Linked DNA regions of Mus musculus: region 2 is linked to region 1. Evidence: chromatin contacts called from ENCODE Hi-C data. All regions are on one chromosome and are shown on one strand. The core of a region is the stretch at or near the end of the contact, and the rest is flanking DNA. Distances in the headings are between cores, read along the strand shown.

Region 1 (4,578 bases), core at 569-3,068:
AAAGGCAGGCCAAGAGGGAGGCTGGTGTTCCCCAGCACCAACTGGCTAGGCTGAGTCTCTGTAAGGAGCCTAAGGTCTGGACCCAGAGATGCTGGCTTCTTTCATGTTGCTTGGGTTCACTAAAGCAAAGAAATCGGCTTGAAAAAGAGAATGTTTCCTGCCTTGGATTCCCATTATTCTCTTGGTCAGATTTCAAACGATGGAGTGGGAGTTGCTTCTTAGAAAAAAAAAATCTCTTTCTATACAGGGCTGAGATCAGTGGGAAGTCTTAGGCCTAAGCCTATTAAGTTGATGGTGATGAAGGTGACATTTCTGTTGTTATTTGTCAGACAGAACAGAATACACCATCAACCATCCCTTGGTCACATTATAGGTCTATGAAACAAACATTGGGAAAGATTGACTGTTTGACAGTACTAGCTGGGGACAATGGTACATGCCTTTATTCTCAGCATTCAGGAAACAGAGGCAGGTAATATCCATAAGTTTGAGGCCAGCTTAGTCTACATAGCCAGTTCCAGAACAGCCAGGCTACATAGTGAGGCCCCATCTCAAACAAACAAACAAAAGTACTTTAGCATAGTTCCCTCTAAGGAGCTCACAGCCCAGGAGGAGGGCTGTTGGAGAATGGAGCTTAAGTCACAATGTAAAGAATGAGCCATAGCCACACAGAGGACCATCAATCTACCCAAGGATTCTGGAGATGGCACATAGAAAGAAGACCTAGAAGTTGGGGCTAATTGAACCAGCATTTTCAAGCACCTGAATTGGCTTTTCATGATGGGAGTGATGAGTGTGTTGCCCAAGGTCCTTGCACTCTGGGGAGTTAAGGATGACAAGCTCTTAGGGAATGGGAATCCTTTCACTGGGAACCACGGCTACACCCTTGGGCAGTGTGTCTGATGGACTAGTGGCCTCAGGCATGTCTTAATGTTGCATGTAGTCGGACATCTTAGAACAGAGTTCCAAAGCTGGTAGCATGTTCTTCTAGACTCTTCTCTTTTTACAAAAGAGAAGGCCCAGGTCTGCTTAAACAAGATCAGATGAAAGTCTAAAACAAGTCACAGTGCCAAGCTCCACATGTTCTGGAAGGTTCTCCTAGACTGTGTCTCTAAAAGATCGGGGTGGAGAAGAGTCCCGTAGGCCCAAGGCAGTGTCAGGTTCCCCCTTTCAGTCAACAGGAATAGAAGAGCCTTTAAGCAAAACCATATTTTTTTACATGTAAGCAAAACTTCTTAGAGAAATACTTAAGACAGCATTTTGTTGATGAGCCCAATGCCTTGGACCCTTCCTCGCTCCTTCCACCTGTCCTAAACACCCAACTTTCCATTCCCTGAGCAGCTCCACTCTCAATTGCTACATCCCCTAGGAAAAACTTCTATGCCCTCCCCATGGAAACAGTCACCCCCTTCCCTTCACACAAACCCATCTTACCTCAGGAAAAGATTCCGCATTTCCCTGCTTACCTGTGTGCCTTTCTGAGGCCAGGAAGTGGGGTTTTCTCCTCTGACACCCACCCTACTCCTAAGGGCCCATAAAGCTTTTAGTGAATGGACTCAGACTGCTATAAACAGCATCTTAATTTGCCCTAGCGTCTTCTAGCAGAGCAGGGTCAATCGCAAAGTCTCTCTTGATAAAATCAGAGAATGTCCTCATCCCCTAGTTTCACATATAAAGACTCTAAAGTGTGAATAAGGGAGGCTAGTCCAGGAGTAAGTATGTGTCCACACCAGGAGTGTAACAAGTGCTCCTCAGACTAGGATGAGCCCTACCAGGACTATGCTGAGACCCCCAAATTCCTCAGAGTCCATACACCACCCAAAATCAGATGAAAGTCTAAAACAAGTCATAGTGCCTAGCTCCAGAATGTTCTGGAAGGTTCTCTGAGACTGTCTCTCTAAAAGGTTGGGGTGGGGAAGAGCCCCCATAGGCCCAAGAAAGTGTCAGATTCCCCCTTTTCAGTCAACAGGAATGGAAGAGGCTTTAAGAAAAACCAAGTATTATTATTTGTTTGTTTTTACTGTGACTCAGTCTGTAGTAACTGGGTTAAAGTCCACTTTGAGACTAGGAGAACAAAAGACCTCCTGTTAGTGCTGGAAGTTTGCCTCTTAAGATATCCCTGAGGGGAACTGGGAAGAGAAAAAAAAAAAAAAAGGAGAGCCAGCAGCAGGACAGAGGAAGCTGTGGGCCTTCAGGAACACAGCCGAACTCTGGAAAGGAAAACACACTGCCTTTCATCTCTAGGCCTATCTGCACTGGCCGCTCCCTTTGCCGCTGTTTTATGGCTCACTGCAGGACACAGGCCAGTGCCCGATTCCCACACTCCTCTAACACGCTGAAACTGCCAGGGGTTATAGCAAAATAGACAAATGTCCACAGCTAACCAGACCTAGGTTCAAGAGGAGGGGGAAGAAGGGAAGGGAAAAGAAGGAGAGTTGGAGGGAGAAGAAGGGGATGACCCCACCCTACAGAACTCATTACATGTTGGGTGCTGTTCTGAGAGTACCCATGGCAACCCATTGTCTCGACACCCAAGAGGAGTCTAATGAGCTAATTCCCGGGGCCCAGAGGAAGAGGCAAGCTGGACCACTCTATTGGAGAAATCTATTCCCTTTAGTACTGTGGAGGAGTCACATGGCCAGTAGACTGAATCTTTCAGGCTACACACTAAAGCCATCTGACTCCAGCACTGGAGGACTTTATCCTTCTCTTTTCAAGTAGAAAGAGAATATTGAGGAAAGACAAGGCAAGAGTTCTCGTCCCAACCCTGCCTGTGACCTTTCTCCATCACCCTATGGAGATGTCCCACCTCCCAGATGGTAAGATGGGTCTGCACTGTGATTGCCTGTCCTGGAGTTGATCCACTATACCTTGACTGTATTGTATGAAGCCGATTGGAGACACTAAAGAAAAGACGGGAACTCCATGATGGTCTCAGAAATTCCTCCGTTAAAGCTCCTTCTCATCCTCTCTCCCTTCCAGGGCCTCCCCCCAATTAGATCTCTGCCTGCAGCTCCAGGACCTGCTCTATACAGTGTCTGGACCTTCTGGGTCTCCCAACTCACTTAATGAACACTTAGCATTTTGTTCTCTGAACAAGTTATATAATTTCTGAGTCATGATCAGACAGCAGAGATTTCTCCACCAAAACCAGAAAAGAAAGCATTGTGTGCTAAGTGCCCCTCATCTCTTTGTGGGACACCCCAGTTCTGCAGAAGTCTGCAGAAGACTGCTGCGGAGAGCCAAGATGGTTAGGAGCCTGTCCTCTAGCATCCTATTGGCTGCAGGTGACTTGAAGAGGAGTATTTGCTGCAACAAGCGAAGGCTCAGAGAGAGCTGATGTGGCTCCTTGGGCTGGCTTCGTAGGGATCGGGCCCCTTGTGCAATCACTAAACCCTGGCTTTGTGCCAATGTGCCAGTGGCCTGCATGAGGTTCATAAGTACCAAGCTGGGAATGTGAACTTCTTGGCCCACCCCAAAAGAGATAGTCCTCCCAAGCTAAGCTCAACAAGACCTGGGAAGTGTGACTTTACATGAGGCATCTTTTGTAGACAGAGCACAGGCTTTGTAAAGTGCTACAACCATTGGAGCCTTTGGCATTTCCTTTCCTTCTTGGCATGGTAAAGCCAACACTCAACACCAATTACAATACAGAGGTGACCAATTACATCGTTCTTTGTCTTCATCTTCTCCTCCTCCCCAGTGTGTGTGTGTGTGTGTGTGTGTGTGTGTGTGTGTGTATGCTCACATTAACATGCAGGTATACATGTGTGTTCAGATGCTTGTGTACATACATGTATGTGGTACATAGAGGCCAGAGGATAGTCTCAGAAATACCATCCACCTTATTTTGAGACAAGGTTTCTCACTAGGCTGAAGCTCACCAATTAGTCTAACCTGGCTGCCCAGTGAGCCACAGGTATCTACCTGTGTCTACCTCCCTAATGCTGGGACTACAAGCATGTGATACTATGCCTGGATAGTGGTTCTGTTTGGTTTGGTTTGGTTTGGTTTTCTGGTACTGAGGATCAAACACAGGTCCTGGATATTGTAAGGCAAAACATTTACCTACTAAGCCATCTCTCAGATCTCATCTTAGTGGTATGCCCTGATAGTCTCTGCATTTAGAAAGAGTTTGACTTCTGAGCATATGGCTGGGTCCTGCACAGGATCGGGGTACTACTGAACAGCTCTGGAGAAGTTCTTAAGAAAAGGTTCCTGCAGATCGCAACCTGGGCAATTGCCTGTTTTCTTGGTTTGATATATATGTGTGTGTGTGTGTGTGTGTGTGTGTGTGTGTGTGTGTGTGTGTGTGTGTGTATATACACATACATACACACACACACACACACACACACATATATATATATATATATATATATATACACACACACGCATATATATATATATGACAGTCTGAAGTTTTATTCAGTGGGTCTCTGTGTCTAGAAGAAGGTGTTGGGCCTCTTGGTGGTGAAGCGTGGCTTGTGCTGACTTGTGCGGTGGGGCAGTGGGAATTTGATCTTGAAGTCATGGAACTGCTTGACAGCTGGCTGGCGGCATTTGCCAGATGCAATC
Region 2 (4,578 bases), core at 1,051-3,550, 49 kb after region 1:
TTAAAAAAAAAAACAACAAAACAAGATGAAATTCATTTTCTTTTATTATATCATTTAGTCTCTCTGTGCATGGTTATAGCAGCGATACAATGAGGCTCCAATGTGATTCACTTATATATCTAATAAAGTACTTCACCTGTGGCTTCATCCTACCTTAGGCATACTCTAGATTCTGAGAAATAACTGCACATTACTTCTTTCTGTTTGGTTTTAAGAGATCTGGTGTGTCTTTGCTTCCTAGACTAATCCCAAACATTCTTAACTCAGGTAATCCTCCTGCCTCAGCTTTCCGAGCTTGCATGATCATTTCTATCAACCCTGGAAAATCAACAATAAGTGTCTGAATTTGAATACACACAATTCAAAATGCCCTCTGAGGTCAGAAGAACACTTTAAATCAGTGAGGTTAAGCTAGGAAAAAAAAGTGTGTGGGGGGGGGGGCGTGGGTGGAGGCTGCAAAGAGCATTCAGAGGGAGAATACGCAGGGTGCCCGACGAGTTGCTCAGCTTTGTTTGACCTTGAGTAAGTTGTGTAGTCTCTCTGGGACTCAGGTTCCTCATTGCTAAAATGACAGGGTTGGCCTAGTTGACAGCCAAGCCCCTTCCTGCGCTGACATTTGCTGACAGTGATGCCCCTCTGGGGAATATCAGATTAGGGAAGAAGCAGATCTGTGTGTCAGTCAGCAGGCAGCCCTATCATTAGAAGACTAAGCAGAACACGGCCCTAGGACTGATGGCCAGGGATACAGGGCACCAAAGTCAGTCCTGGTGGTATCCAGGGCAACCTTAGCACCAGGCATCAGAGTGAAACACGAAGGTGCTGGACTTGTAGATCAGAGATCAACAGCACAAAAATTAAAGCCTCGGTAAGAGGGGTCCTTGGAGGAAAATGTTAAAAACAAAATAAATGAATAACTCCTTAGGCTAGAAAAGGACGTGTTTGGATGGCTCTAGCTTTGAGTTCCAAGGGTTACAGAAACTACTTTATAGAGAACATGGCAGTCTTGTTGCAGTAGAACAGAGGTCCACTCAAGCCAACTGAGTCTTTCAGGGCTGGGAACATGAGTTTAAGTGCGACTCAAAGGGAAAGACAAACTGCAGGGACTCAGCTCTGGTTCCCACAAGTGTCCCTCCCTGAACCTCTGTTCTCAGTGCCTCACTGCCAGCTGCCACTTCACTGTAAAGTCAGCTCTGAGACGAACCGCACTCCATCCTCTGCCTATCTTCCTAGTCGCTGTGTCTGTGGCCCCCTGGCCCATGCTTTCCAATTAACTCTAGATTCCCCTGAGCAGACTCTTTTACCCTCGCTTAGTTTTCAGTGTCAAGCCACATCAATCACTGATAATTGCCAGCTAGCCAAAGAAAGGGTCACCCTCAGGTGTCCTGACCCAATCATATGTGAGGAAGGGAGGAGAGGCATGTGCCCGAGGTCATGACTATGTAATTTCTTAGAACAAGTTGGGTCAGTATGTGAGTAGACCAGCCAATGACGGACACCTTCAGCAAAGAGGCCAGTGTCTTAACAGGACAATATATGAGAACAAAGTAAGCCTGAACTTTTATACAGAAACCGGTTGGAAGAGCCCCTCTCAGGACAACCTCTGAAATCCTGTGAGATTCCTGCCTCTTTGAGGCAGGCTAATGGAGTTGCCTCAGGCTGGGGCTGGGCAGCAGGGCTTCTGAGAGTCATTTCTTTGTTTCTTAGCCTTGGAGCGCAGAGAGCAGTGTGGTTCTCAACCTGTGGGTCTCGACCCCTTTGGGGGTTGAATACCAGATATCCTATATATCAGATATTTATATTATGATTCATAATGGTAGCAAAATTATAGTTATGAAGTATCAACGAAAATAACTTTATGACCAGGGGTCAGAACAACATGAGGAATTGTATTAAAGGGTTGCAGCATTAGGAAGGCTTAGAAATTCTGGTATTGAGTATAGTGATTCCTCTGACTAGTCAGATTTCTCCATTCAAAATGTCTGGTCTTGGCTGATGGGAGGTTGGCTGGTTGGGGACTATATAAAGCACTGATTCTGATCATAACTTACTAGAGGGGACACACACACACACACCTACCTCCCAGCCCCTCTGTGTTGGCTTAGCCTATGAATATCCAGTTTCTATCTTTTCTTATAAGCCAATTTGCAACTCAGTACCTTTACCACTGACATGATTAAGTTTAGGAGGAAAAAAAAAACAAATAAAACCTCAATGACTTCAAACTCACAGTTTTGATGAATATAGACGTAAAGTCGGAAGAAAGCTTCCTCTATCCAGAACATAGCTCCCCACATACCTCACTATCTAAAATAAGACCAGAGCTTGGAGATGAGCCAAGAGGTGTCTAAGCAGCCAGATGAATCCACCTAAACCCATACTGGACTGTTTAGAGAATCATACAACCAAAGCAACTGTGTCCCTGGAGGGCTGAGTGGTCTGTGGCCCTTTAAGACTGACTGGTTGAGTCCTGTGGAATGGGGAACTTTGGATCCCTTACTCATGTTGTATTGGTACCCTTTTGGTCACATAGAAATTTAATAAGTTTGCATAGATGGTTTCTCAGTCCAGAACAGACTAAAGGAAGAAAATTAGCTAAGAAAAAGACGGGTTGTGAGGTTGCTGCAGGGAATATACCATTTTCCTGCTGGTTTACAAAAGAAGAGATAAGACACTTGTTTTTAAAAAGACTAAAGATAAGCCATACACTGCTCTTCTGGAAGATCTAGGTTCAATTCACCACACCCACATTGGGTAGGTCACAACTGCCTCTAACTCCAGCTTCAAGGGAATCCGAATTCTCGCTTCCTCTCTTACCCACAGTCTCATGTACATACTCTCATCTAGATGCACACATATACACATAATTTTAAAGTAAGTAAATATTTTTAATGTAAAAAAGACCTATGAACCCCCAAAAGAACATAAATACACACATCTGAAGGCTCGGTGTGACTGGAATAACATTCTACTAACTAATACTTATAAATTCGACCATAAGCAGAGTTTTAAAATATTAAATTAAAATAAAAACATCCTAGCTAGATATGATGGTACATATCTGTAGTCCTATCTAATCAGGAAGTTGAGGCAGGAAGATCGATTGCTAGAGCTTATGAGTCCTCTATCAGCCTGGGCAACAACAGAGAGAGAGCCTTTCCAAAAAGAAAAATCCCAACCTATTCTACACTAAAATCTATTACCTATATGACAGTTTTAAAGAAAAGCTTTGACCAAAAATGATTGCATTTCATAAGCGTGCAATTTACGAGAACAAACTTCAAGCTAACTGGGATGTCCTGCCGTCTAAAGTGACATGTGCTGGCCTAGATGACTGAGGCTTCACCATTGCTTCAGGCAGACCCCCAAGGATACTAAAGGACAGCTAGGCACCAAGTCAGCCAGGAAAATGCTGTGACTTTGACTTATATGCTATTTGGAATCAACCAACAGGGGCTTAAGAAGGTTTTACTGTATTTGGTTTGCAGACTTTGCTTGGCACCGTCTCTTTAAAAGGCTGCCTGCCTTTGAACTAATCCTCTATTTATAATCCAGCTGGAGGAAGGCCTCTGCGATGTATACACATTCTTAGAATTTACAGAGTGCTGCTCTAGTCAGACCCCCATCCAAAGCCCTGCCTGATTCTCTCTCCTAGGAGAGCACCCCACACCATCCCGGAAGCATCTGGGTGCTGTGGGAGACAAGCTGCCTGGCATACCTAGGAATGCACCCCACATTCTTGGTGGGGAGCACAGGGCATGTTTGAGGCTGGGGCATGAGCTGGATTAAGCTCAGTAAACACCATCCCTCACTCCTGACAGGCCGTGCTGTTCAACAACCCCCTCCTGGAGGCCAGGGGCCAAGGTCTCATGTACAGCTTGCCCACTCCAGCCGCTCCTTTTTTTTTTATAACTCATTCCCTCCCCAAAAACGACAACGCCAACTTCACATTTTCCTTTTTCCCCCCTCACACAAATTATTGCAAGTCATGGCAGTCTAAATATAGCCCCCAGTCTGTTTTCCAGATGCTGGCTCGCCAGCCAGCCTCGACATTTTCCTGATGAGGTTCCAGCTGCTTCTTTGCTCTGGCCTGCCTTTCTCCTCTGTCTCACCTTTTTCCCCCCTCCCTGATATTCCTCCCCTCTGCCTCCCGGAGTCATTAGTCTTTCCTGACTCTCCAGTTCAAAGGAAAGTTCTAGAATCACAATCCAAAGCCTGACAGCCCCATCCCCAGCTCTCTAATGGTACAAGCGGCAGGATAGGGATATAATCTAGGGAAGAGTCAAGAGAGGCATGGGGTCCCTCAAAGACCCCTGCCAATCAGCTTCCCTGATGCGTGCTCAAACCCACATGTACTTGCTTGGTCCATAACCCATGGACTTCCTTGCCTATTTCTGCCTCTTGGGTCCTTGATGCCAAAAAGTGGCTGATGGCTGTCTCCATTTGACAGTCTCCTTCCAGGATGACAGTGGTTGGAGCACACTGGAAACCCACTTCCTTTGGGTTAGGTAATATCAATTCCTTTTGCCTTTCTTCATCAGAAGAGATGTCCAGAGTTTAACCATTTTCATGATTCTCTCT

The links. Hi-C counts contacts between places; a loop is a spot of excess contacts on that map.
Region 2: a loop to region 1 is called in a map of regulatory T cell, with 2.0 times the contacts of the local background. The contact joins the enhancer-like site here to the promoter of 4933435C09Rik in region 1. A Hi-C loop is called at or near these places in 1 of 37 maps with a recorded cell type or tissue (regulatory T cell).

The regions. Positions count from the first base shown.
Region 1 is chr12:79,934,721-79,939,298 of GRCm38, forward strand. 4933435C09Rik (a long non-coding RNA gene) reads left to right here and starts at 1,819. Exons shown (of 3, transcript XR_381736.3): 1 at 1,819-2,819. It overlaps 9430078K24Rik (RIKEN cDNA 9430078K24 gene), which reads right to left and starts at 1,544. Exons shown (of 4, transcript NR_131074.1): 1 at 1,467-1,544. Gm51985 (a long non-coding RNA gene) reads left to right here. Exons shown (of 2, transcript XR_003950201.1): 2 at 1-146. It also overlaps the pseudogene Gm5654.
Region 2 is chr12:79,982,856-79,987,433 of GRCm38, forward strand. No RefSeq gene overlaps it. Among named protein-coding and RNA genes, the nearest start is that of Gm36834, 34 kb to the right of the region's middle. Within about 2 kb of position 2,301, at least 1 of the 3 ENCODE cell types and tissues checked has a DNase peak (open chromatin) inside an H3K27ac peak, as active enhancers do.